Regions from separate parts of the Homo sapiens genome. Here region 1 is linked to region 2. A link is an interaction called in ENCODE POLR2A ChIA-PET data of the cell type or tissue named here. Cell type or tissue: GM12878. All regions are shown on one strand. Each heading gives the region's core, and the rest is flanking DNA. Links, peaks and the distances in the headings are about the cores only.

Region 1 (13,217 bases), core at 2,816-7,815, 55 kb before region 2:
TGTTTCCCCTTCTATAAAAGAAGGCGTTCATTCACAGACTTATCTGTTTTGCGAATGTTTGTGGGGCAGGGGCACTTGCTATGTGTAGGGCACTGCTCCAGTGATGGAGACCCCCCGTTACCTCTTTGCAAGGTTGCTGGGAGGCGTAAAAGCTGTAGTGACCACAGAATTCTTCGCGTGGCACGGGGCGCGTGATACATGCGAAACGGTTGCTCGCTGCTGGTGTGATTGGCGGTGGTATATTTTGATGAATAATATTAACGTTATCCATTATCCCCTGGCCAGGAATCAGAGTAGAAATTATCCCATTTTGAAGACAGCAAAGCAAACTTCTGATGAGGGGTGTTGGTGAGCTCCCAGTGCCCTGACTCACCCAGTTCTGTTCTTGTTGACCCAGCTCCCTCTGCTGTGTGACACACGGCAGTGGCTGCCTCTACCGTGAGGGTCAAGTTCAATCTGTTCCCTGTTCCACTCCCCTAAAAAGAGGAGAAGGGCTGAAGGAAATGGGAGCAGAGTTCTACAAGATTCATGAGCTCTGGGGACTCTTGACGGTATGATACCTATCAGGTGCTGGGCTGGGCGCTCAGGGTGTAGAGGAGACGGCAGGGGATGGATATGGGGCAGAGGGGGATGGGCAGGAAACCAGATCATAGGGAAGCTGGCCAGCGGGGCCTGGGGAAAGAAATTCTTGAAATCTTCCAGGGAGGGAAGAGATCCCACAGGTGGAAAGATTTGAGTCTGGAAGGATGCATGGAAGTTTGACACGGAGAAGAGATGTGTGGGCAGTGGGCAAAGGCTCGGAGTGTGGACCAGCAGGGAGTTCTCAGAGAATAAGATGCAGGTCCCCGGGGTGGCGGTGGGAGATAAGGGAGGCTGGTCAGACTGAGGAAGGCCCTTCAGGCCCCTGGTTATGGATCCAAGGGTACTGGGGAGCCACGGACAGTGTTGGGAACTGACAAGATCAGGTATGCAGTGGCCCCGTGGGAGTAGTGATGGCTCAGAGGAAGGGATAGTTCTGGCAACTCCAAGGCACAGGTGTGAGAAGGCTGTGCAGAAATAAAAGCAGAACACAAGCTTGGAGATTAGATAAGAAAGGGTTCCAAGCCTGGCCAACACGATGAATCCCCGTCTCTACTAAAAATCCAAAAATTAGCCGGGAATGATGGCACACGTCTGTAGTCCCAGCTACTTGGGAGGCTGAGGCAGGAGAATTGTTGAACCTGTGAGGCGGAGGTTGCAGTGAGCCGAGATTGCACCACTGCACTCCAGCCTGGGTGAAAGAGAGAGACTCTGTCTCAAAAAACAAAGGGTTCCATGTTAAACACATTTGGAAAACACCCCATGCAGTTCTTTATGCCTTCAGAACAGATGTGTGATGTGTGAGGGAAACTCAAGTTCATGTTGGACATTTTTATCCTGGACAAGTTATCTCAGCTCTCCAGGCCTTGGTTTTCTCATCTGTACAAGGGGTATAATAATAAGTGTCGTAAGGATTAAATGACTGGATGCAGGGAAGGTCATGGTATAAATAAATGGTTGGGTGTGGTGGCATGGGCTTGTAGTCCCAGCTACTCAGGAGGCTGAGGCAGGAGGATTGCCTGAGCCCAGGAGTTCCAGGGTACAGTCAGCTATGATCACGCCACTGCACTCCAGCCTGGGCAACAGAGTGAGATCCTGTCTCAATCAGCCTTCCATCCATCCATCCACCCATCCATCTACCCACTCATCCATCCATCCACCCACCCATTCATTCATCCATCCATCCACCCACCCACCTACCCACTGCACTCATCCATCCACCCACCCACCCCACTCATCCATCCACCCACCCCACTCATCCATCCACCCACGCACTCATCCATCCACCCATCCATCCACCCACTCATCCATCCATCCACCCATCCATCCACCCATTCATTCATCCATCCATCCATCCACCCACCTACCCACTGCACTCATCCATCCACCCACCCACCCACCCACCCCACTCATCCATCCACCCACGCACTCATCCATCCACCCATCCATCCACCCACTCATCCATCCTTCCACCCACCCATTCATTCATCCATCCATCCATCCATCCATCCATCCATCCACCCACCCACCTACTCACCGCACTCATCCATCCACCCACCCCACTCATCCATCCACCCACCCACCCACCCCACTCATCCATCCACCCACCCCACTCATCCATCCACCCACGCACTCATCCACCCACACACTCATCCATCCACCCACCCCACTCATCCATCCAACCACGCACTCATCCATCCACCCACTCATCCACCCGCCCATCCATCCACCCGCCCATCCATCCACCCACCCACCCACCCATCCACCCACCCACCTACCCACCCACACACTCTCCCACCCACCCATCCACCTATCCACCCATCCATCCACCCACCCATCCACCCATCCATCCATCCACCCACCCACCAACTCATCCACCTACCCACCCACCCACTCATCCACCCACCCACCCATCCACCCATCCATCCACCCGCCCACTCATCCATCCACCCGCCCACTCATCCATCCACCCGCCCACTCATCCATCCACCCGCCCATCCATCCATCCACCCACCCATCCATCCACCTACCCACACTCCCACCCAGCCATCCACCCACCCACCCTCCCACCCATCCACCCACCCACCCTCCCACCCATCCACCCACCCACCCATCTACCCATCCGTCCGTCCATCCACCCACCCACCCATCTATCCTTCCACCCACCCACCCACCCACTCATCCATCCACCCATCCACCCACCCACTCATCCATCCACCCACCCACCCACTCTCCCACCCTCGCACCCACCCACCAACTCATCCACCCACCCACCCACTCATCCACCCACCCACCCATCCACCCATCCGTCCACCCGCCCACTCATCCATGCACCCGCCGACTCATCCATCCACCCGCCCATCCATCCATCCACCCACCCACCCACCCCCTCATCCATCCACCCACCCTCCCACCGTCCCACCCATCCACCTATCCACCCATCCACCCACCCACTCGTCTACCCATCCATCCATCCACCCACCCACCCCCCATCCATCCACCCACACACCCACCCACTCATCCATCCACCAACCCACCCACTCATCCACTCATCCATCCACCCACCCACTTATCCATCCACCCACCCACTCATCCACTCATCCATCCACCCACCCACTCATCCATCCACCCACCCATCCACCCACCCTTCCATCCACCCATCCATCCACCCACCCACCCATCCTCCCACCCTTCCACCCACCCACCCATCCACTTATCCACCCATCCACCCACCCACCCATCTACCCATCCATCTATCTGTCCATCCACCTACCCATTCATCCATCCATCCATCCACCCACCCATTCATCCATTTATCCATCCATCCATCCATCCACCCACCCATTCATCCATTTATCCATCCATCCATCCATTCACCCACCCATTCATCCATTTATCCATCCATCCATCCATCCATCCTAGCTATGTTGTAGACCTGTGCTATTCAATATGGTGGCCACCAGCCAGATGTGGCTACTGAGTCACTTGAAATGTGGTTGATCAGAACCAAGATGTGCTGTAAATGTAAAATATACTCAGGGTTCCAAAGACTTGGTCCAAAAACAAACAACAAAAACCAGTGTAAAATATCTTATGAATAATATTTTTATGTTGATTACATGTTAAAATAAGAGTGGGATATGTCTTGGGTCAATGAAATATATTACTAAATTCTTATTGTTTCTACATATGTAATGTGGCTTCTAGGAAACTTGACGGCTCATTGGGCTCACATTATACGCATTATATTTCTTTTTTTTTTCTTTTTGAGACAGCATCTTGCTCTGTGGCCCAGGCTGGAGTGCCGGGGCACAATCTCGGCTCACCACAGCCTCCGTCTCCTGGGTTCAAGTGATTCTCGTGCCTCAGCCTCCTGAGTAGCTGGGATTACAGACATGCGCCACCACGCCCAGCTAATTTTTGTATTTTTAGTAGAGGTGGGGTTTCACCATGTTGGCCAGTCTGGGCACATTGTATTTCTATCAGACAGCAGTGTTCTGCTGTAAATAATGCTCAGTAAACATTTTAGCCAGGTGTGGTAGCACATGCCTGTAGTCCCAGCTACTCAGGAGGCTGAGGTGGGAGGGTCCCTTGAACTCAGGAGTTCAAGACCAGCCTGAGCAACATAGTGAGACCCCATCTCTAAAATAAAATAAAATAAAATAAAATAAAATAAAATAAAATAAATGAATAAATAAAATAAAAAGAAAGTGGGGCCAGGTGTGGTGGCTCATGCCTGTAATCCCAGCACTTTGGGAGGCTAAGGTGGGTGGGTTGCTTGAGGTCAGGGTTTGAGACCAGCCTGGTCAACGTGGTGAAACCCCATCTCTACTAAAAATACAAAAAGTAGCCGGGCATGGTGGTGCACGCCTGTAGTCCCAGCTACTTGGGAGGCTGAAGCAGGAGAATAGCTTGAACTTGGGAAGCAGAGGTCGCAGTGAGCCGAGATGGCACCACTGCACTCCAGCCTGGGTGACAGAGCAAGATTGTCTCAAAAAAAAAAGGAAAGAAAAATAGAATAAGTTTATAGTATAAGGCAGTGGTTCTCAACTGGTGATGATTTTGACACTTAATTGACATTTGGCAGTGTCTGGGGACATTTGTGGTTGTCATTACTTGGGAGGAATGTACTACTGACGTCTAGTAAATACAGACCAGAGATTTTGCTAAACATCTCACAGTGTACAGGACAGGACAGCATCCCCTGAATACAAAGAATTTTCCAGCCCCAAGTACCAATGAACCAAGGTGGAAGAACATCGGTGTATAATAAGTGTCTGATAAATGTCAGTGTAGCCCTAGCTTAAGGTTTTGGTGTTTTTTGTTTCTTGTTTTTCATCTTAAAGGCCCTGAAAAGTCCTGTAGGAAAGAAACACGTGTGATTTTGCTGGTGGGAGCAAGACGTGCCCAAGGCCGGGGCTGGGGAGGTAGAGAGGAGGGTTTGGATTTGGGAGATATCAGGAAGTTGAAAGCCAAGGACGCATTAAATGTGGGGTGAGGGCGTAAAGAAAGGGAGGGAGGGTGATTTCTCACTGCCTTGGGGGCAGGGAGGAGGGGAGGTGTGGGTGAGATGTTGAGAATTGTGGGAGATGCCCAGGGTGCAGTGGGGCCCGTGGCAGCCGCTGTTGCAGTCTTCAGGTGGCCCTGGAAGCCGTCACGGGGTAGGGTGGCCTGGGGTGGGGGTGGGGCATGTCCATTTACAAGGAGACGCCTGTGGGAGGAAGGTTTCTGGAAGAAGGAGGCACTGGGCACAGAGCCCAGGCGAGATACGGGCCCACAGATATGCTTTGGAGGTCCCTGCTGGCCTTGGGGAGACCGGAAGCCATGAGGGCAGCATCGAGCTCAGGGAAATTGAGGGAGAGGTGGAGGGGGGCTGGGAGGGCAGGGAGGAAGTGAGCCTGAAATACCTCTTCTTTCAAGGAGCCAAGATGAGAGGGGCAAAAAGAAGGTCCAAGTCTACATGCGGGTGGCGCGTTAAGTGGGACGGTCCAGTGTGGTTTTAGAAGGTGGGAAAGGAGCCAGGACAGGGAGGGACAGAAGGCAGCCAAGAGTGCCTGGGTCCTCACAGGTGGAGAAGTCCCGTTCAAATATGTTCTGAAGCACTAGAACCCCTTACCCTGTTCTTTCTTTTCTTTTTTTTTCTTTCTTTCTTTTTTTTTTTTTTAAGACAGAGGCTTGCTCTATCACCCAGGCTGGAGTGCAGTGGCGCAATCTCAGCTGGCTGCAACCTCTGCCTCCCAGATTTAAGCGATTCTCCGGCCTCGGCTTCCCGAGTAGCTGGGATTATAGGCGTGTGCCACCATGCCCAGCTCATTTTTGTATTTTTAGTAGAGATGGGGTTTCACCATGTTGACAAGGCTGGTCTTGAACTCCTGACCTTAAAAGATCTGCCTACCTTGTTTTCCCAAAGTGCTGGGATTACAGGCATGAGTCACTGCACCCGGCCCCCACCCCGTTCTTTCAAACACACACACAGAACCCCAATATACAAAACAAGTCTGGGCACAGTGGCTTACCCCTATAATCCCAGCACTTTGGGAAGCCAAGGCAGGTGGATCACTTGAGGCCAGGAAATTCGAAACCAGCCTGAGCAACATGGTGAGGCTTCCATCTTTATAAAAAAATTTAAAAATTGGCTGGGTGTGGTGGCACGTGCCTGCGGTCCCAGCTACTCAGGAGGCTGAGGCAGGGAGGATCCCTTGAGCCCAGAGTTCAGGTTGCAGTGAGCCATGATCGTGCCACTGCACTCCAGCAAAAACTCAAACAAACAGAGAAGGCTGTGCAGGCTGGGCGTGGTGGCTCACGCCTGTAATCCCAGCACTTTGGGAGGCCAAGGTGAGCAGATCGCTTGAGGTCAGGAGTTCAAGACCAGCCTGGCCAAAATGGTGATAACCCTGTTTCTACAACATACAAAAATTAGCCGGGTATGGCAGCATCGCACCTGTAATCCCAGCTACTTGGGAGTCTGAGGCAGGAGAATCATTCGAGCCCGGGAGGCAGAGGTTGCAGTGAGCCAAGATTGCACCACTGCCCTCCAGCCTGGGCGACAGAGAGACTCTTATCTCCAAAAAACCGCAAAAGCTGTGCAGATTAGAACAAGAGCTGGACAGATTCCCTGCTGTTGATTTCAGTCACCTCTTCCCCGACCCCTGCCAAGCCTTCCTGGCCTTCTCCTCTCCACTCTTGGTCCTACGTGGATTTCTGCCCCCAGCCCACTGTCCACCTGGGGCTTCCTCACGCCTCTTCCCATTGTCCTATTTAGGGACCTCAGGCTGTCTCTATGATGTGACCTCACCATCTCTCTAAGCCCCAGCCTTTCACATAATCTGCCTCAAGGATGTCCTCAAAGCCCCTCACATTCAATTTCACCCCTTCACCTCCCATTCCTCCTGCACCCAAGCTCAGTCATTACCCCTCTCTTCCCTCTTCCCCCTCAGACCCAGCAAGGTCCTGGCTACCTCCCTCTCTGTCCCTTGCCTCCTCCCTTCAATCACCAGGTTTACATCACTCAACTCCCTCGATGTGCCTGTGGTGTGCCCACCTCCCCTGCTCGCCTGTGTGCCCCCCACTCATCCCCCCCTGCCTGCAAGCTAAGAGAGGGCGTCCAGTTTGCTGGGTCTAACCCCAGTCCTGGTGTTGAAGAGTTATTTGGCCTGGGGCAAGGGACTTTCCTTCTCTGTGCCTCAGTTTCCTCCTCTGTAACATGGGGGTTGCCAATTGGGCCCTGGCTGCCTCCTAGCGTTGATGTAAGGCTCAGTGAGTCTACATTGGCAAGAGCAGGAAGGCTCTTAGGATTGCCGATGTTATTGTCTTTCCTGGGACCTACAAGAGCCAGTCCAGCTGGCCTGGTATTGGGGGTAGCCTCCCCTCCTTTCCACTCTAAGTGCCCATCAGCTCCCTGAGGCACCGTGTTCTCTCCCACCTGCTGGGCTTTGCATCTGCAGGCCCCTCTGCCTACAACGCCATCACCCCTTCCTCCAGCAAACTCCTGCACATCTGCACTCTCAGCCCAGATCCCCTTTCTCCTTTCCCAATGCCATCCTCCCTGGTCCAGACACACTCTTAATCCGGGCCATGTGGTGTGTGTGTGTGTGTGTGTGTGTGTGTGTTGTATCTGGTGACCCTGACCCCCGTGTTTCCCCTCTATGCCCCCACAGAGCACGTGCCCCCGGAGCTGTGGGAGCCCTTCTATACCGACCAGTACGCGCAGGAGCATGTGAAGCCCCCGGTGACACGGCTGCTGCTCTCAGCCGAGCTCTACTGCAGAGCCTGGCGCCAGGCACTGCCACAGCTTGAAACACCCCCCAACCCCTCTGCACTGCTGGCCCTGCTGGCGCGGAGGGGCACAGTGCCTGCTTTGCCCGAGCGCCCGGTGCGCGAGGCCGACCTGAGGCACCAGCCCATTCTCATGGTAGGCCCCGCCACTGCCTGTTAGACCACGCCTACCATGCTCAGCTCCTCCCCTCAAGCTCCTCCCGCCAGTCCTGGCTCCTCCCAAGTTCCCTCTATCAGTCTTGGCTCCTTTCAAGCTTTGTCGATTAAGCCTAGCTCCTCCCATCAGGCTTGGCTCCTCCCCCAGGTTCCTCCCACCAGGCCTGGCTCCTCCCCTCAAGCGCTATTAAGCCTAGTTCCTCCCACGAGGTCTGGCTCCTCCCCTCAAGCGCTATCCATTAAGCCTAGCTCCTATCAGTCTTGGCTCCTTCCCTTAAGCTATGTCCATCAAACCTAGCTCCTCCTATCATCAGTCTTGGCTCTGTCCCTTAAGCTCTGTCCATCAAACCTAGCTCCTCCCACCAGTCCAGGCTCCTCCCCTCAAGCTCTGTTCATTAAGCCTAGCTCTTCCCCCCAGCCCTGGCTCCTCCCCTCAAGCTCTTCCCATCAAGCCTGGCCCCTCCCATCAAACCCAGCTCCCCAAAAAGGCGCTACTCTGGCCCTTGAGGATTTGTGTACACAGCCCACCCTATCCTAACGCCTAGCATCTGACCTCAAAGTCCCACCCATCGTGCGTGGCTTTTCCGGGACCCCATTTCTTGTTCCTTCCCTTAAGGCCCCACCCATGAACCACTGGCCCCGCCCCCTCAAGCCCCACCCCCCCCGTCAAGTCCCTCCCATCTGCAGGTTCTTCCTTTTCCCAGGCCCTTGGGGGCCGAGGTGCGCCTCCTGCAGCTCTCAGGTCTCACCCTCTAGCGCTTGCCCCCACAGGGAGCCCACCTAGCTGTCATTGATGCCCTCATGGCTGCCTTTGCCTTCGAGTGGACAAAGACCCTGCCAGGTCCCTTGGCCCTGACCAGCTTGGAGCACAAGCTGCTTTTCTGGGTGGACACGGTAGGTGGGGTTGGGCCTGGGGTGGGTTCGGGGACCAGCATCGTCCAGTGGCCAGACCACTGACCCCCTCCCTGCCCTCCAGACCGTCCGGCGGCTGCAGGAGAAGACCGAGCAGGAAGCGGCCCAGCGAGCCTCTCCAGCAGCCCCTGCAGACGGGGCGGCCCCGGCGCAGCCCTCGGTGAGGCCAGGGCATAGAACCGTCAGAAGGATGGGGGACCGGAGATCTGGGAGGGCAGGGCTGTGCTTCCTGGACACTCCTGAAGTGGGGAGGGGGCTAGAGGTGACACACTCTCTCTTTCTTCCCCCCTCTCTCAATCTCTCTGTGCCCTGCCCGTCCCCTGTGCCGGTACCCGCTGCCCTCCTCTCTGCCTCTCTGGCCTCAGTGCCCTACGCGCTGGTACTGGAAGCTGGTTCCTGTAAGTGGGGCTGTCTGTCCGCCCCGTCTGCCTGCCCTGCTTGTAGCTCTGTCTGTCTGTATGTCTGTTTCTGCCTGCCTGTCTGCGCGCCCTCTCATACCTCCCCAAGCTGTGAGCAAAGGAGGTTGGACCCCAGTCCTGGGAGACAGGGAGAACCCCTCTGTGAACCAAGAGAAGGGTAGAATCTCGGCCATTAACTGAGAGGGCAGACCCCTCCCCCAGCGAACTGATGGGTGGGGACGAACTTCCCCTCCCGTTATTCAGAAGGGCAAGCCCTCCCCGTTCCCATTAATGAAGAGGGTGGGACCCCCTGAACCTGTCCCCCTTAGCCGAGGTGGGGAGACCACATAAATTTCTGAAGGGGGGACCTGCAGCCCATCACAAACGTGGATCCTGACCCTAGCAGGCAGGGCACCCTCTGGCCAAGGGGAAGACCCTCCAATGCAGAAGAAGATAGAATAACTTTCCTAACTGAGACCCCCAGCTTCCCTAGAGAAAAATCCCAGCTTTGAAAAGGAGGAGGAGGCCCATCCCTGAAGCTGGAAGTTGAAATTTCTCTCTTCCCTGAATGAGCTGTGTGACCTTGCAGAAGTATCTAAACCTCTCTGTGCTTCATATAAATTACTCCCATAGTAGATAAACAAGGAGGAAGTGGGGGAGGTTTTGGGCTGGCTGGCGTCCCCACCTTTGCTCACTCCTTCCCCCACCCTGGGGCCTGGGTTGGGAGGTTCCCTTCCTGCCTACCCGCTTCCTCTGCATCCTCTCCCCAAGCTGGGGGCCTGGGTCTTTTGTGGGAGGAGGATTCCCCGCATAAGAGGGGGTTCCTACTCTGTGGGGTCCCTTGGGGCTGGGAGGAGCTGGGGTTCGCGAAGCCGGCCAGAGCAGTCAGGGAGCTGGACGGCCGGGGCTCAGGACCAGGGTCAGGGCTACCCCCTCCCCCCCAAGGTGGGCTTGGGGGCCCAGCAGGTCAGCACCCCTCCCCCTTGCTGATGGCTGCTCCTCTCCCCCCAGCACGCAATTGCCTTCTGTTTGAAGGAGTCGGGGAGCAAACCCCCCATGGTAATGTATCCCCCGCCCCGGGGTCCCAGGAGTCCCTGTCCCCAGCCCCCGCTGCTGGCCTGGCTGCTCGAAGACATCTCCTCTGCCTCTTGCTGCTGCCCCTCCCCTGCTCCAGGCTGGCCCCCCAACTCTGTCTCTGGGACCCCCAGCTTCCCGCCCCCTCATGGCGGAAACCCCAGGCCTCCCTGCCCAGCCTGCATGACCGCTGACCCTGGGGGCCAGCCTGGCCACTCACCTGACCTGGCTCCCATCTGCAGATCCGATACCGCAAGGACCGTGTGGTGGCGCGACGTGCCCCCTGCTTCCCGACGGTGACCAGCCTCCAGGACCTGGCCAGTGGGGCCGCGCTGGCCGCCACCATCCACTGCTATTGTCCCCAGCTGCTTCGACTTGAGGGTGAGTAAATGGATGTGGAACAGATCTTGTGCCGGGGAGCTGGGCATCCTAAGTCCCAGCCCCTAGACCCTCCATCCCCAGGTCCGCGAGACCAGCAACGATGCAGTGGTCATGAGGGCAGCTTCCGGAACTGGCAGGCCTGAGTTTGTGTCTCTCTCTTCCCCAATGAGCTTTGTGACCTCACACAAGTATATAAACCTCTCTGTGCTTCCAGGAGTTCATTCCTGCAGCAGATGAAACGTATGGAGTGTGGACTGTGTGCCAGACCTTGTTTTAGGCACTGGGGATCCAGCCAGAATAGAGACACACTCCCCACTTCACAGACGGCTCTAGCTGGGAGAGAAAGATACTAAGTTTATCCAAAAGTACTTTTTTTTTTTTTTTTTTGAGACGGGAGTCTTGCTCTGTTGCCCAGGCTGGAGTGTAATGGCATGATCTCGGCTCACTGCAACCTCCACCTCCCAGGTTCAAGCCATTCTCCTGCCTCAGCCTCCTGAGTAGCTGGGACTACAGCCACACGCCACCACGCCTGGCTAATTTTTGTATTTTTAGTAGAGACGGGTTTCACCGTGTTGGCCAGGCTGGTGTCGAATTCCTGACCTCAAGTGATCTGCCTACCTTGGCCTCCCTAAGTGCTGGGATTGCAAGTGTGAACCACTGCACCCGGCCCAGAAGTACTTTTTGCATACTGGGTAGTCCTAAAGGCAATGGGTGGTCAGAAAAAGCTTTTTTTAAAAAAACTCTTTTTTCTTTTTTATTAAAAAAAAAATTATAGGGCTGGGTGTGGTGGCTCACGCCTGTAATCCCAGCAGTTTGGGAGGCCGAGGCGGGTGGATCACGAGGTCACGAGTTCAAGACCAGCCTGGCCAGGATGGTGAAACCGTCTCTACTAAAAATACAGAAATTAGCCGGGTGCGGTGGCGGGCGCCTGTAATCCCAGCTACACAGGAGGCTGAGGCAGGAGAATCGCTTGAACCCAGGAAGTGGAGGTTGCAGTGAGTCAAGACCATGCCATTGCACTCTAGCCTGGGCAACAGAGCGAGACTCCATCTCAAAAAAAAAAAAAAAAAAGTATAAAATAGAGATGGGGTCTTGCTATGTTGCCCAAGCTGGTCTTGAATCCCTGGGCTCAAACATCCTCCCACCTCAGCCTCCCCAAGTGCTAAGATTACAGGTGTGAGCCACCACACCTGGCCCGGAAAAGCTTTTTGAGCTGAGGTCTTGGGGGAGAGTGTTCTAGAAAGATGCAAAGGCCTAAGGCAATAGTCACCAACTTTTTGGCTCCAGGGACCGGTTTTGTGGAAGACAATTTTTCCACAGATGGAGGCAGGGAGGTGGTCTTGGGATAATTCAAGCACGTTAATCTTTATTATGTACTTTATATCTAATACGTTGTAACATAGAATGAAATAATTCTACAACTCATCATCATGGGGAACCAGTGGGAGCCCTGAGCTTGTTCCTGCAACTAGACGGTCCCAGCTGGGGGTGATGAGAGACAGTGACAGATCATCAGGCATTCGATTTTCATAAGGAGGGTGCAACCTAGATCCCTCACACGCCAGGTTCACAATAGGGTTCGCGCTCCTGTAAGAATCGAATGCCGCCGCTGATCTGACGGAAGCGGGGTTCGGGTGGTCCTGCAAGTGACGGGGAGCGGCTGTAAATACACTCACTGCAGCTCACCTGCTGTACGGTTCAGTTCCTGACAGGCCACGCCCCGGGGGTTAAGGACCCCCGGCCTAAGGACGGTCTATCATATAATTCACCTCGGCCGGGTACAGTGGCTCACGCCTGTAATCCCAGCACTTTGGGTGGCTGAGGCGGCCGGATCATGAAGTCAGGAGATCGAGACCATCCTGGCTAACACGGTGAAACCCCATCTCTACTAAAACCACAAAAAATTAGCCTGGTGTTGTGGCACACTCCTGTAATCCCAGCTACTCAGGAGGCTGAGGTGGGAGAATCACTTGAACCCGGGAGGCAGAGGTTGCAGTGAGCTGGGATTGCGCCACTGCACTACAGCCTGGGTGACAGAGCGAGACTCCATCTCAAAAAAAAAAAAAAAAGAATTCACCTCTCGAAGGGCACCTGGCAGAAGCTGGGCTCATAGGAGGTCTTCCGTGTGTGGGGGACTGCTGGTCCCTGGCTTCCCTGGGGCCCCATCCTCCTCCTCATAGAGTTGGGGACCCACTCCTCCTGTCCCCACAGAGGTGTGCTTGAAGGACCCCATGTCTGTGGCGGACAGCCTGTACAACCTCCAGCTCGTGCAGGATTTCTGTGCCTCTCGCCTTCCTCGTGGCTGCCCCCTGTCCCTTGAGGACTTGCTGTACGTCCCACCGCCACTCAAGGTAAGGCCATCCTGGGGCCTCCTGGGCCGAGGCGGGCATCTGGGGCCAGGGGTCCCGTCTGCTGACCCGGCCTCCCACCTCCAGGTCAACT
Region 2 (15,786 bases), core at 4,424-9,423:
GAGGAGAGTTGTGAAGGGGATGAGGTGTGGGGAAGAAAGTGGGTCGGCTGTGGACCCCTGGGGTCCGCCTGCCCTGGATATGCCTTTGCAGGGCCTCAGCAGGGACGCGTTTTAACTTACGGGAGGTGCAGGGAGTGGGAGGGAGGTGGTTTTAATGTTTAAAACTTAAGCTCAAGGTCGGGCACAGTGGCTCACGCCTGCAATCCCAGCACTTTGGGAGGGCGAGGTGGGAGGATTGCTTGAGGCCAGGAGTTTGAGGCCAGCCTGGGCAACATAGCAAATTCCTAAATATATGTATTTTTGAGACAAGGTCTCACTCTGTTGCCCAGGCTGGAGTGCAGTGGTGCGATCTCGATTCACTGTAACCTCTGCCTCCTGGGTTCAAGCGATTCTCCTGCCTCAGCCTCCCAAAAAGCTGGGATCACAGACGTGCGACACCATGCCCAGCGAATTTTTGTACTTTTAGTAGAGATGGGGTTTTGCCATGTTGGCCAGGCTGGTCTCTAACTCCTGGGCTGAAGACCTCCCACCTCAGCCTCCCAAAATGCAGGAATTAGAGGTGTGAGCCACTGTGCCCAGCCAATCTCTACAATACTCTTTTTATTTTATTTTATATTATATTATATTTATTTATTTATTTATTTTTTGGAGATGGAGTCTCGCTCCGTCGCCCAGGCTGGAGTGCAGTGGCATGATCTCAGCTCACTGCAACCTCCGCCTCCCCGGTTCAACCGATTCTTCTGTCTCAGCCTCCCGAGTAGCTGGGACTACAGGTGCGTGCCACCACGCCCAGCTAATTTTTGTATTTTTAGTAGAGACGGGGTTTCACCATGTTGGCCGGGATGGTCTCGAACTCCTGACGCCGTGATCCACCTGCCTTGGCCTCCCAAAGTGCTGGGATTACAGGAGTGAGCCACCGCGCCCGGCCAATACTCGTTTTAATAAAAATTTTAAAATGTATTCACGCCTAACTGGGTAGTTACTTGATACAATAAATGATCTTTTCTAGATTAAGAAAAAAGAAAAAAAAACATTTAAACTCAATTTCCTGGGAAGCCGCAGTTTTGCGCCGGGAGTGGCTTGTGTAGGCACGCGCTGCGAACGCCAGGGGGCGCTGCGGCGCAATTTCCCGGTTTCTTTGATCTTCCGCGTCTGTAACTGGAGATGAGGTGACCCGAATTAGACACGACGGGGAAGTAGGTCAGGGGTTATTCCGTGGTTCTCAGCGGAGACAAAAGTCTGTTGCTTAAACCGCCTCTGCCTCTGCTCCTTACTTATACCCAGGTGATGCAATGTCTTCACACTAAAGGCAAATATTGAGTCTACAAATATTTATGTGTCCCTGTGGGCGGCGGCAGCTGACAATATCGGGTCCTAACGAGCACGAAGTCAAGCTCCCTCTGCACGCTTTATGCAGATCCTCAAAACCCTCCTGTGAGGATCGCTGGAGCCTAGGAGTTCGAGGCTGCAGTGAGCTATGATTGTGCCTCTGCCCTCCAGCCTGGGTGAGAAAGCGAGAAGTTGTGTTAAAAACAAAAAAAAAGTTGGGGGGCCGGGCGCGGTGGCTCACGTCTGTAATCCCAGCACTTTGGGAGGCCGAGGCGGGCGGATCACGAGGTCAGGAGTTCAAGACCAGTCTAGCCAACATGGTGAAACCCTGTCTCTACTAAAAATACAAAAATTAGCCGGGCGTGGTGGTGGGCGCCTGTAATCCCAGCTACTCGGGAGGCTGAGGCAGGAGAATCGCTTGAAACCGGAAGGCAGAGGTTGCAGTGAGCCATCATGCCACTGCACTCCAGCCTGGGCAACAAGAGCGAAACCCTGTCTCAAAAAAAAAAAAAAAATTATCCTTTGAGATCCCTTCCCCCAAGTCCATTTCCCATCTCATGGTGAACCTGGCTGCTGTTCTTCAAACACACCACACTGTCCCTGCCCCAGAACCTTTGCACCTGCTATTCCCATCATCCGCAATGCTGTGCCTTGCAAGCTATTGTACTCCTTCCTCCTTCCCTTCCCCAGCTGGGAGAGGCCCCTGCTTTACTTCCTTGTGGTATCCCCACTTAGGGTGCTTTCTTTCTGGTTCTCTTCTGGTACCGAGGAATGATCCTCATTCTGGATTTGGCAGGTTGCTTCCTCTCTCCCCATCCCTGCCCCAATGTTTACCCTATAAATGGCTTAGAACCACATGCTCTATTGGAATAAGGGTCAGTTGCAGCCAGAATAATATCATGCTGGTAGGGCCGGGTACTTCCTGGTACATCACATCAGGGGGTCCATAACGTCATGTCACTACGATTGATGGGTGGGTTTGGGGAATGTCCCTGGTCCCCAGTAACTCTCCACATAAAGATGTTAACAGGAGCTGGGCCCAGTGGCTCACGCCTGTAGTTCCCAGCACTTTGGGAGGCCAAGGCAGGAGGATCACTTAGGCCCAGGAGTTTGAGACCAGCCTGGGCAACATAGCAAAACCCTGTCTCTACTAAAAATAAAATAAAGACCGGGCACGGTGGCTCATACCTGTAATCCCAGCACTTTGGGAGGCTGAGATGGGCGGATCACTTGAGGTCAGGAGTTCAAGACCAGCCTGGCCAACATGATGAAACCCCGTCTCTACCAAAAAACCAAAAATTAACCAGGCGTGGTGGTGCACACCTGTTATCCCAGCTACTCAGGAAGCTGAGGTAGGAGAATAACTTGAATCCAGGAGGCGGAGGTTGCAGTGAGCTGAGATCATGCCATTGCACTCCAGCCTGGGTGACAGAGTAAGACTCTGTCTCAAAAAATAAATAAATAAAATACAACAAAATAAAATAATTAGCCAGATGTGGCAGCAATTGCTTGTAGTCCCAGCTACATGGGAGGCTGAGGTGGGAAGATCACTTGAGTCCAAGAGGTTGAGGCTGCACTGAGTTATGATCTCGGCACTGCACTCCAGTTTGGGCGATAGAGTGAGACCCTGTCTCATAAAAAATAAAAATAAAAAAGGAAAGAAAAGAAAAAAAGTCATTAGCAGCCATCAATTTTGTTGTTGTTATTGTTTGTTTGTTTGTTTTTGAGATAGAGTTTCGCTCTTGTTGCCCAGGCTGGAGTGCAGTGATGCAATCTTGGCTCACTGCAATCTCCACCTCCAGGGTTCAATCAATTCTCCTGCCTCAGCCTCCCAAGAAGCTGGGACTACAAGCATGAGCCACCATGCCAGGCTAATTTTTGTATTTTTAGTAGAGACGGGGTCTCACCATGGTGGCCAAGCTGGTCTTGAACTCCTGACCTCAAATGATTCACCTGCCTCATCCTCCTAAAGTGCTGGGATTACAGGCATCAGCCACCGTGCCTGGCCCGCCATCCATTTTTGATTCATTACTCTCTTGAGGATTATGTCCAACTTTATCATTCCTGCTACTGGAATTAGCTGTGGTTCTTCTGAAAAAGGCTTTCTGCTTCCCTCCGGAACTAGCTGGTTTGTACAGAAAGTGACAACGTGATACATTGACTTATGTATTATTTGTGGAATGCCTTGAGGCAAGCGGTTACATGAGCTCAGCAGAAGAGCCTGGAATGGGCACAGCCCTGAGGGTCACGTGTGGCTCCCTTGGAAGCATCTAGGGAGCACCCAGGAACGATTGGCTGCCATAGTAATTACTATCTAATTTATTAGATATAGTAAAAATAAATTTATTACTAATTATCACTAACGATTCTGATTACTGGGTGAGAACAATGGTGATCTCATGTATTTATGTGCATTACAGGGTGAGAGTTCTCCTTCCTGTGGCGTGCAGGAGATTCTAGAATAGAAACTCATTGAAAGAGTGAGAGGAAAACATTTGTGATCTTGAACCTGTTCCGCTTAAAAATACATGAGGGAGGCCGAGTGCGGTGGCTCACGCCTGTAATCCCAGCACTTTGGGAGGCCGAGTTGGGTGGATCACCTGAGGTCAGGAATTCGAGACCAGCCTGGCCAACACGGTGAAACCTCGTCACTACTAAAAATACAAAAATTAGCCAGGCATGGTGGCGGGCACCTGTAATCCCAGCTACTCGGGAGGCTGAGGCAGGAGAATCACTTGAACCCAGGGAGTGGAGGTTGCAGTGGGCCGAGATCATGCCACTGCACTCCAGCCTGGGTGGTACAGCAAGACTCTGTCTCAAAATAAGTAAATAGATAAATCGATTAATAAAAAATACATGAGAGGACGGGTGCAGTGGCTCATGCTGGTAATCCCAGCACTCTGGGAGGCCGAGGTGAAAGGATCATCTAAAGCTGGGAGTTTGAGACCAGCCTGGGCAATATAGCAAGACCCCTGCCTCTACAAAAAATGTAGCTGCACCTGGTGGCACACACCCAGCTACTTGGGAGGCTGAGGCAGGAAGATCACTTGAGTCTGGGAGGTGGAGGCTACAGTGAGCTGTGATTGCACCACTGCACTCCAGCCTGGGTGACAGAGCAAGACCTCATCTCCAAAAAAAACACAAATAACAAAAACGTGAGGGTCCAGAGAAATTAAAGCTGCGGGCTGGGCCAGCAGCAGTGGTGGTGGGATGGTGAAGCCAGCGACCCTAGCAGAGAAATCGGGGACAAAGGAATCAGTGCTGGAGACCTGCAGAGGAGGCGTCCTGGACCCAGACAGGAAAAGGAGGTGATGTAACTCAACGAAGCAAGGAAATCTCGTGGAAATGAGTAAGGTGACAAAGAGAGGCCACCCAGGGGGAGACCCAGACATTGAGGGTAGCTTCCCTTTTATTTTCTGTAAAGTTGCTCAAAAACCTTAAAACACAGTTGACCAACAGCTGCTGCCAAGAACATTGTGAAAAGGTTTCTGGGTAAGGAAATGGCCCTGCGAATGGGAAGGTTCCGCTCTGGTGGGATCAGAGATGAGGTGTCCAGGGCTGGGATAGGCAGGCCAGGATAGCAAAGCCCTGGCAGACAGAGGCTCCATTTTGGGTGTCCTTCATTCCCTTCTTTTTTTTTTGAGGCGGAGTCTCGCCCTGTTACCTAGGCTGGAGTGCAGTGGCGCGATCTCGGCTCGCTGCAGCCTCTGCCTCCCGGGTTCAAGTGATTCTCCTGCCTCAGCCTCCCAAGCAGCTGGCATTACAGGCATGTGCCACCACGCCCGGCTAATTTTTGTATTTTTAGCAGAGACAGGCTTTTTCCATGTTGCCTAGGCAAATCTCGAACTCCTAATCAAGCAGTCCACCCGCCCTCAGCCTCCTTCATTCACTTCTGAGATGATTCAGTTTCTGTCTCTGTTGGCAGCTGGGAAAGTTCTGAAAAAAGAATGAAGAGCAGTCCAGGCGTGGTGGCTCGCAACTGTAATCCCAGCACTTTGGGAGGCTGAGGTGGGCAGATCACCTGAGCTTGGGAGTTGGAGACCAGCCTGACCAAAAAGGTGAAACCTCACCTCTACTAAAAATACAAAAATTAGCTGGAAATGGTGGTGGATGTCTGTAATCCCAGCTACTCAGGAGGCTGAGGCAGGAGAATCGCTTGAGCCTGGGAGGCAGAGGTTGCAGTGAGCTGAGATTGTCCCACTGCCCTGCAGCTTGGGTGACAGAGTGAGACTCTGTCTCAAAAAAAAAAAAAAGAAAAAGAAAAAGTAAAGACAATGGCATCAGACAAATTCTGGCTCTGAAATCTAGGCTAGCTGGCCTGGTGACTTTTTTTTTTTTTTTTTCATAGAGATGGGGTCTTGCTATGTTGCCCAGGCCGGGTTTTGAATTTTTGGCCTCAAGCCATCCTCCTGCCTCAGCTTCCCAAAGTGCTGGGAATATAGGTGCCCCACTTTTTTTTTTTTTTTTTGAGACAGAGTCTCATTCTGTCACCCAGGCTGGAGTGCAGTGGCGCAATCTTGGCTCACTGCAAACTCCACCTCCCAGATTCAAGCGATTCTCCCACCTCAGCCTCCCGAGTAGCTGGGATTACAGGTGCCCACCATCACACCCAGCTAAGTTTTGTACTTTTGGTAGAGACAGGGTTTCACCATATTGGCCAGGTTGGCCTCGAACTCCTGACGCCAGATGATCTGCCCGCCTCGGCCTCCCAAAGTGCTAGGATTACAGACATAAGCCACCGTGCCCTGCCCTTTTTTTTTTTTTTTTAAGAGTCTCTGTCTGTCACTTAGGCTGGAGTGCAGTGGTGCAATCATAGCTCACTGCAGCCACAAACTCCCGGGCTGAAGCAATAGATCCTCCCCCTTCGGCCTCCTAAGTAGTGGCTGGGATTACACGGGCATGCCACCACACCCAGCTAATTTTTAAAAAGTTTTTGTAAAGACGGGGGTTTTCCTGTGTTGCCCAGGCTGAACTCAAACTCTTGAGCTCAACGGATCCTCCTGCCTTGGTCTCCCAAGGAGCTGGGATTATAGGCGTGAGCCACTGTGCCTGGCCCTGGTGACCTTTTGACAGTAGCCCCGCCTTCCCCAGCGTGGGTTTTGCCCTCTGTAATGTTGCGTAGGGCTGTTGCGATCACAGAAGGTGGTGGAGTGTGAGTACTTCTGGGGTACTTGCCGGAGGCTGGGGATTTGTGGAGGTGTGTGGCTCAGTTTTATTCCAGGAAACCGTGGCCAGACGGGCCTGTCAGCACCTTCCCTTTCATCTACAGTTCCTCAATTGGGGGGGTGTGAGTTGTTTCATAAGCCCCTCCCCCTCATTTCTTGCAGGAAAGTGGTAATGCAAAGAAACTTTTATTTTATCCACATCTATATTCTTTGTAACCTTTTAAAATAAGATACTTGGCCTGGCGCCTGTAACCCCAGCATTTTGGCAGGCTGAGGCAGGCAGATCACTTGAGTTCAGGAGTTCAAGACCAGCCTGGCCAACAGGGTGAAACCCCACCTCTACTAAAAATACAAAAATAAGCTGGGCACGGTGGCGCACGCCTGTAATCCCAGCACTTTTGGAGGCCAAGGCGGGCAGATCACCTGAGTTCGAGAGTTTGACACCAGCCTGACCAACGTGGAGAAACCCCCGTCTCTAATAAAAATACAAAGTTAGCCGGGCGTGGTGGCGCACGCCTGTGATCCCAGCTACTCGGGAGGCTGAGGCATGAGAATTGCTTGCACTCGGGAGGTGGAGGTTGCAGTGAGCCGAGAGGGTTAGGGTTAGGGTTCAGGAGGAAGGAAAAACCTAGGGTGTTTAGCCCCGGAAATCTCTCTTTTGATGTTCACTGCCTCGAGGTTCTTGCTACCTCTTGCTCCAAGTCACAGCCTGGCCCCAGCAGGTCATGCCAGAGCCCCCAGCCTGTCCTCTGCCAAGCGGTGGTCCTGGCAGCTGCTTAGACTCCCACTCCGAAGCTGGATCATCTGTAGATGGGAAGTGTTTGCATAAATGGGGCCAAGGAGTGCTCTCCAGCTCTTTGGTAAAGAAGCCTGACAGCCGCCAAGGCTTTTACTTTTATTTTCCATCCTTCACCCGGGAGGGGAAGCAAGTATCACTGTGTTCTGATTTGGCAGAGCCACCTGTCATTGCAACTTGTCACCAGGGCAACAAGTCACCATCTTAGTAAGGCAGCCAATGAGAAGCATGGGTTTCCTCTGGTGGTCGGTTTCACAGAACGGCAACAGTTTCTAGGCATCCGAGTGATACCAGAACTCTTTGTTCAAATAAGGCTTCAAGGACAGATGTATAGTGACAGAGAGGAGAACAAGCTGGTAGCAATTATGAATTTTCACAAGGAAAACTAGTTGTGGGGAGCAGAAAAATCCTCTCTGTGGCTTCAGGAACAAAGAGGCCATTTCCCTTGGGTCTTTAGGAAACCCCTTTTTTCCAACTATAATTTATTTTATTATTATTTTTTGAGATGGAGTTTCGCTCTTGTTGCCCAGGTTGGAGCACAATGGTGCGATCTCGGCTCACTGCAACCTCTGCCTCCCGGGTTCAAGCGATTCTCCTGTCTTAGCCTCCCGATTAGCTGGGATTACAGGCGTCTGCCACAATGTCCGGCTGATTTTTGTATTTTTAGTTGAGACAGGGTTTCAGCATGTTGGCCAGGCTGGTCTGGAACTCCTGACCTCAGGTGAACTTCCCCCCTCGGCCTCCCAAAGTGCTGGGTTACAGGCGTGAGCCACCGTGCCCAGCCCAGCGATAATTTAAATTACAAGTATTTGGCCCGGCATTAGTGGTGCATGCCTGTAATCTCTGCACTTTGGGAGGTCAAAGACCAAGGATCCTGGCAACATATGAGACCCTGTCTCTACAAAGAAGAATCAATTTTTTCAATTAACTGTGGGTGGTGGTGGGTGCCTGTAGTCCTAGCTACTCAGGAGGCTGAGGCAGGAGGATCGCTTGAGCCCAGGAGTTGGAGGATGCAGTGAGCTCTGATGGCACCACTGCACCCCGGCGTGGGAGATCGAGACAGAGTGAGACGCCATCTCTAAAAAATAATAATAAATAAATAAATACGTATTTGGTGGTGATGGTTACAAGATCGTGTGCAGAATTTTAGTGTATATAAATGCCACCTTAATAAAAACTGATTTTTAGAAAATAATTCTTGGGAAAACCAAAACGTGCAGCAGGCAGGTAGACACATTTGTCAAAATGCATCAAACTCAGTAACAGCAGACCAAAGACTGCCTGTTCTCACTTATAAGTGGGATCTAAACTTCAGGTACTCATGGACATAAAGGTGGCAATAATGAACAGTGGGGATTGCCAGGGAGGGGTGAGGAAAAGGGGCATGAGGGTTGAAAATCTAACTGTTGAGTGCTGTGCTCACCATCTGGGTGACAGAGTCGCTCATACCCCAAACCTCAGCATCATGCAATATACTCAGGTAGGAGACTGGCACAGGTATCCCCTGAATCTAAAATAAAAGTTGATAAAGAGGGTCCCGGGCGCGGCGGCTCACAACTGTAATCCCAGCACTTTGGGAGGCCAAGGCGGGCAGGTCGCTTTGAGGCCAGGAGTTCGAGACCAGCCTGGGCAACATGGTGAAACCCCGTCTCCACTAAAAATACAAAAATTAGATGGGCGTGGTGGCGGGCACCTGTAATCCCAGCTACTTGGGAGGCTGATGCAGGAGAATCGCTTGAACCCGGGAGGCGGAGGTTGCAGTGAGCTGAGGTCGCACCGCTGCACTCCAGTTTGGGCAACAGAGCGAGACTCCGTCTCAAAAAAATGAAAAAATAAATAAAAGTTGATAAAGAGGGCTGGCCATGGTGGCTTATGCCTGTAATTCCAGCACTTTGGGAGGCCAAGGCAGGCAGATCACTTGAGGCCAGGAGTTTGAGACCAGCCTGGGCAACATGGTGAAACCCCATCTCTATGAAAAATACAAAAATTAGTTGGGCGTGGTGGTGTGTGCCTGTGGTCCCAGCACTTTGGGAGGCCGAAGTGGGTGGATCACTTGAGGTCAAGAGTTCGAGACCAACCTGGCCAACATGGAGAAACCCTGTCTCTACTAAAAATACAAAAATTAGCTGGGTGTAGTGGCGCGTGCCTGTGGTCCCACCTACTCAGGAGGCTGAGGCAGGAGAATTGCTTGAACCCGAGAGGCGAAGGTTGCAGTGAGCCGAGATTGTGCCACTGCACGCCAACCTGGGCAACAGAGTGAGACCCTGTCTCAAAAAAAAAAAAAAATTTAAAAAGTTGAAAAAGAAAAACAATGCATGAAACCAAACACATAAGATAGGCACATTCTACTGTATGTAAATTACACATCAACAAAATGGATTTTTCAAAAATCACTGTTTCTGGGATTTTATTAGATAGCATTTGGTACAAAATTGAGGTCAGTAGAGCTCAGTTTTACTGGTAGAAATCAGAGGAAGTTAAAGGATTTTATGTTTTAGAAGAGAATTAAGGGGCATATTGCCTTTTCCTGCTACTGAACCAAGAGTTTTCAAACTGGGTCCCTAGGGAACCCTAGAGGTTCCATGCCTACCCTGCTTTCTCCTCAATCTGTCATCACAGCTGCCCACTCCTTTTGTGTCGTTCAAAAGGTTTTACCCGAAGAGTTCTGAGAACAAAGGGTTTGAAAATCAGAGCTCTCAAAAAATGATTTTTCTTTTTCTTCTTTTTTTTTGAGACGGGATCTTGCTTTGTTGTCCAGGCTGGAGTGCAGTGATGCCATCATAGCTCATTGCAGTCTCAGCCTTCCTGGGCTCAAGTGATCCTCACACCCCAGCCTCCTCAGTAGCTGGGACTACCAGCATGGACCACCACACCCAGCTAATTTTTTTCCATTGATTGATTGATTGATTGATTGAGACCAAGGCTCACTCTGTCGCCCAGGCTGGAGTGCAGTGGTGCAATCTCAGCTCACTGCAACCTCCACCTCCTGGGTTCAAGTGATTTTCCTGCCTCAGCCTCCCGAGTAGCTGGGATTACAGGTGCCCGCCACCACGCCCATCTAATTTTTGTATTTTTAGTAGAGACGGGGTTTCGCCATGTTGGCCAGGCTGGTCTCGAACTCCTGACCTCAGGTGATCTGCCCACCTTGGCCTCCCAAAGTGCTGGGATTACAGGCGTGAACCACTGCGCCCGGCTTTTTCCCTTTTATCTTTGTAGAGATGGGGTCTTGTTATGTTGTCCAGGCTGGTCTCAAGCTCCTGGCCTCAAGCGATCCTCCTGCCTCAGCCTCCCAAAGCACAAGGATGACAGGCGTGAGCCACTGCACCTGGCAATAACATGGTTTCTGTCTCTTTTCAAGCTACCCTTTGTCCAGGGTGTGTCAAAGAGTAGCTCAAGAAGAGACAGAAGTCATGTCTTCAAGGAGGCAGGATGAGCTGGGACTTGAGCATGGGGAAATATCTGGACAAAAACGGACTTGAAAGTTCCTGCTAGGACCAGAAGAGACAGGGAGCCTGTGGAATTCACTTTTCCCCTCTAGATCCCCTGTCCCACAAATTTGCTTTCAGTTCCTCTAAATACACACACTCCATTCTGCCTCAGGTCCTTGGAACATGCAGTCCTCTCCCTCCACCCAGAAGGCCCTCCCTAACTGCCTCTCCTGGTTAACCCTTCTGCATCCTCCACCCTCCCTTCAAACATCTTTTCCTCCCCCCAAAATACTTTCTGGATTCCCCCATGTGGGGTTGATTTTTAGGTCAGAGGTTCTCACGGAAAAGGGTTCCTCTCCTTGGGAGATGGAAGGGTCCTTGAGGCTGATGGCTGATTGAGCATTCTATTGGTGTTTTTTGTTGTTGTTTTTTTGTTTTCTTTTTTTTAGAGATGGGGTCTTGCTCTGTTGTCCAGGCTGGAGTGCAGTGGTGCGATCATAGCTCACTGCAGTCTCCAACTCCTGGACTCAAGCGGTACTTCTGTCTCAGCCTCCTGAGTAGCTGGGACTACAGGAAGCCACCACCATCCCTGCCTAATGTTTTCTTACGTTTTGTACAGAGGGAGGGTCTCACTGTGTTGGCCAGGCTGGTCTTGAACTCCTGGGCTCAAGTGATCCACCCACCTCGGTCTCCTAAAGCACTGGGATTACAGGTGTGAGCCATGGCGCCCGGACTTTTTTTTTTTTTTTTGAGATGGAGTTTTGCTTTTTGTTGCCCAGGCTGGAAAGCAATGGCACAACCTTGGCTCACCACAACCTCCGCCTCCCGGGTTCAAGCAATTCTCCTGCCTCAGCCTCCCGAGTAACTAGGATTACAGCTACCCACCTGGTGTGCCACCACGCCTGGCTAATTTTGTGTTTTTAGTAGAAAAGGGGTTTCTCCATGTTGGTCACGCTGGTCTCGAACTCCCGACCTCAGGTGATCCACCCGCCTCGGCCTCCCAAAAGGCTGGGATTACAAGCATGAGCCACCGCGCCTGGCCCATTGCCCGGCCTTTTTATTGCTGTTCTGTTGGTGTCTGCCTTTCCCTGACTGACAAGGGCCAACTCGTCCCGGGCAAGGGCAGCATCCCTCTGCTTCTTAGTGTATGCATGGTGTTTAACACAGCATATGGAACATAATAGTTGCTCAATAAATATTGCCTGCGCTTTGAACCTGTGTGCACCGTTGCATTTACACAGGGCTTTAATACACATGCATCATGTTGATTGAAATATAAATACATAGAGAAAATTGTGCAAATGAGAGTTACAGCTGAAAACTTTTACAAAATTCCCCCCTCACTAGGGGCCTTCCTGGTATGCTTTTATCACCACTATCTCTGATTCCCCAGGACTCTTCCATCGTCATTTCCGACAGCATAAATTAGTTTTGTTTGTATTTCATTTATTATTATTATCATTATTGTGAGACGGAGTCTCTCTCTGTTGCCCAGGCTGGAGTGCAGTAGCATGATTTCAGCTCACTGCAACCTCCACCTCTTGGTTCAAGCGATTCTCCTCCCTCAGCATCCCGAGTAGCTGGGATTACAGGCACCTGCCGCTACACCTGGCTAATTTTTGTATTTTTAGGTATTTTTTTTTTTTTTTGAGACGGAGTCTTGCTCTGTCGCCCAGGCTGGAGTGCAGTGGCGCCATCTCGGCTCACTGCAAGCTCCGCCTCCCGGGTTCACACCGTTCTCCTGCCTCAGCCTCCCGAGGAGCTGGGACTGCAGGTGCCTGCCACCACGCCCGGCTAATTTTTTTGGATTTTTAGTAGAGATGGGGTTTCACCGTGTTAGCCAGGATGGTCTTGATCTCCTGACCTTGTGATCCGCCTGCCTTGGCCTCCCAAAGTGCTGGGATTACAGGCAGGAGCCACCGCGCCCGGCCCCCTTTTTTTTTAATAAATGGATTTGTATGGTATGTTCTTTTTGGGGTCTGGCTTCTATGCTAACATATGTTCGTGAGAATCAGCCACATGGTTGGGTGTAGCTGTAATCCATGGACAGTTGTCTCATTCTCACTCATCACCACATACCAGGGGTACAAAAAAATGTTTTCTGTAACGAGTCAGATAGTAAACATTCTCAGCTTTGGGGGCCCTACTGTCCAACCACTCTACAGCTGCTGAGCTCTGCCATGGACATGTGATAGCAGTCACTGATGATATATTAAAAAATGGGGCCAGGTGCAGTGGCTCATGCCTATAGTCTCAGCACTCTGGGAGGCCAAGGCGGGCGGATCACTTGAGATCAGGAGATCGAAGCCAGCCTGGCTAACATGGCGAAATCCCATCTCTACTAAAAATACAAAAATTAGCCGGACATGGTGGCGCACCTGCCTATAATCCCAGCTACTCGGGAGGCTGAGGCAGGAGAATCGCTTTAACCCGGGAGGCAGAGGTTGCGGTGAGCCAAGGTCGTGCCACTGCACTCCAGCCTGGGTGACAAGAGCGAGTCTCCCTCTCAAAAAAAAGGGGGTAGCAAACTGTGTGTGTGTGTTTGTAGGGACAGGATCTCACTATGTTGCTCAGGCTGCCCTCAAACTCCTGGGCTCAAACAATCCTCCTGCTTTGGTCTCTCAAGTAGCTAGGATGACAGGTGCCTGCCACTGAGCTTGGCAATTTTTTTTTTTTTTGAGACAGAGTTTCGCTCTTGTTGCCCAGGCTGGAGTGCAAGGGCACCATCTTGACTCACTGCAACCTCCACCTCCCGGGTTCAAGCAATTCTCCTGCCTCGGCCTCTCAAGTAGCTGGGATTACAGTCGCGTGCCACCACACCCGGCTAATTTTGTATTGTAAGTAGTGATGGGGTTTCACCACATTGGCCAGGCTGGTCTTGAACTCCTGACCTCAGGTGATCCACCCGCCTTAGCCTCCCAAAGTGCTGTGATTACAGGCATGAGCCACCGCACCCAGCTGACAATGTTTTAAGAAAATTTTCTTTATGGACTTTTTATGAAAATTATATGAATTTGAATTTTATATGATTTCTATTTTCACTAAACATTACAAATATTTTTTGGCTAGGCACAGTGGCTCATGCCTGTAATCTCAGTGCTTTGGGAAGCTAAGGTGGCAGGATCTTTTGAGGCCAGGAGTTTGAGACCAGCCTGGGCAATAGAGTGAGACCCCACCTCTACAAAAAAATTAAAAAAATTAGTTAGGTGTGGTGACACATGCCGTAGTCCCACCTACTCAAGAGGCTGATGAGGGGGGGATTGCTTGAGCCCAGGAGTTTGAGGCTGCAGTGAGCTATGATTGCACCATTGCACTCCAGCGTGGAAAACAGAGCCAGACTGTGTCTTTTTTAAAAAAAAAACAACTTTTTTTTCCCTATGGTTTAAAAATGTGAAAATTGGCAGTGCCTCAAAAAGTTAAACATAGAATTACCATATGATCAGGCAGCACTACTCCTGGACATACGCCCAGAAGAATTGAAAGCAGGAGCTGCAAACAGATATTTGCACATCTATGTTCAGAGCAGCATTATTCACAATAGCCAAAAGGCAGAAGCAGGCCAGGCACAGTGGCTCACACCTGTAATCCCAGGACTTTGGGAGGCCGAGGCAGGCGGATCACTCCAGATCAGGAGTTTGAGACCAGCCTGGCCAACATGGCAAAACCCCATCTCTACTAAAAATACAAAAGAAAAAAAAATTAGCCAGGTGTGGTGGTGGCACATGCCTGTAATCCTGGCTACTCGGAGGCCGAGGCAGGATAATCACTTAAACCCAGGAGTCAGAGGTTGCAGTGAGCCAAGATCGTGCCACTTGCACTCCAGCCTGGGTGACAAGAGCGAAACTCTGTCTCAAAAAAACAAAAAACAAAAACCTTTTAGATCCGCCATCTGTGGTGGAGCCGCCACCAAAATGTAGATTTTCCTGAAAACCCTTACAGGGAAGACCACCACCCTCGAGGCTGAACCCTCAGATATGGTAGAAAATGTAAAGGCCAAGATCCAGGGTAAAGAAAGAATTCCTCCTGATCAGCAAAGACAAGCACTGGAAGATGGGCGTACTCTGTCTGACTACAACATTCAAAAGGAGTCTCCTCTTCATCTTGTATTGAGAATTCGTGGTGGTGCTAAGGAAAGGAAGAAGTCTTTTTTTTATTTTTTTTGAGATGGAGTCTCGCTCTGTAGCTCAGGCTGGAGTGCAGTGGTGCAATCTCGGCTCACTGCAACCTCTGCCTCCCGGGTCCCAGTTCAAGCAATTCTCCTGCCTCAGCCTCCCGAGTAGCTGGGATTACAGGCACGTGCCACCACGCCCAGCTAATTTTTGTATTTTTAGTAGAGACAGGATTTCACCATGTTGGCCAGGCTGGTCTTGAACTCCTGACCTCGTGATCCACCTGCCTCGGCCTCCCAAAGTGCTGGGATTACAGGCCTGAGCCACTGAGCCCGGCCAGAAGAAGAAGTCTTACCTGCAAGACGAATAAGCACAAGAGAAAGAAGGTGAAGCTGGCTGTCCTGAAATATTATAAGGTGGATGAGAATGGCAAAATTAGTCACCTTCGTCGAGGTTGCCCTTCTGATGAATGTGGTGCTGCAGTGTTTATGGCAAGCCACTTTGACAGACATTATTGTGGCAAATGTTGTCTGACTTACTGCTTCAACAAACCAGAAGACAAATAACTGTATGAATTAACAAAAGACGGCCAGGCGCAGTGGCTTACACCTGTAATCCCAGCACTTTGGGAGGCCGAGACGGGCGGATCACAAGGTCAGGAGATCGAGACCATCCTGGCTAACATGGTGAAACCCCGTCTCTACTAAAAATACAAAAAAATTAGCTGGGCATGGTGGCGGGCGCCTATAGTCCCAGCTACTCGGGAGGCTGAGGCAGGAGAATGGAGTGAACCCGGGAGGCGGAGCTTGCAGTGAGCCGAGATCGTGCCACTGCACTCCAGCCAGGGCAACAGAGTGAGACTCCATCTCAAAAAAGAAAGAAAACCCACAAAAGACGTGAACTAACAAAAACAAACAAACAAACAAAAAAACAAAACAAAAGCTGGAAGCAACCCAAGT

Evidence for each region. Peaks named below come from ENCODE experiments on the same cell type or tissue, not always from the same donor. Only the 100,000 strongest peaks of a DNase experiment are listed, where the experiment ranks them.
Region 1: POLR2A ChIA-PET joins it to region 2 with 6 read pairs; 7 of 35 experiments call an interaction of 5 or more read pairs at or near these places.

Annotation. Positions count from the first base shown.
Region 1 is chr19:7,597,490-7,610,706 of GRCh38, forward strand. It overlaps CAMSAP3 (calmodulin regulated spectrin associated protein family member 3), which reads left to right. Exons shown (of 17, transcript NM_020902.2): 2 at 7,737-7,990; 3 at 8,782-8,904; 4 at 8,987-9,082; 5 at 10,637-10,775; 6 at 12,987-13,126; 7 at 13,211-13,217. Among named protein-coding and RNA genes, the nearest start is that of CAMSAP3, 8.2 kb to the left of the region's middle. RefSeq lists enhancers at 7,402-7,903, 7,904-8,403, 7,954-8,248. In GM12878, for the core only: no CTCF peak of the experiment used is centred there; no DNase peak of the experiment used is centred there.
Region 2 is chr19:7,651,088-7,666,873 of GRCh38, forward strand. It overlaps the pseudogene RPS27AP19. Among named protein-coding and RNA genes, the nearest start is that of RETN, 10 kb to the right of the region's middle. RefSeq lists an enhancer at 7,065-7,184. In GM12878, for the core only: no CTCF peak of the experiment used is centred there; a DNase peak (open chromatin) is centred at 7,484; H3K4me3 peaks cover 546 bases; H3K27ac peaks cover 949 bases.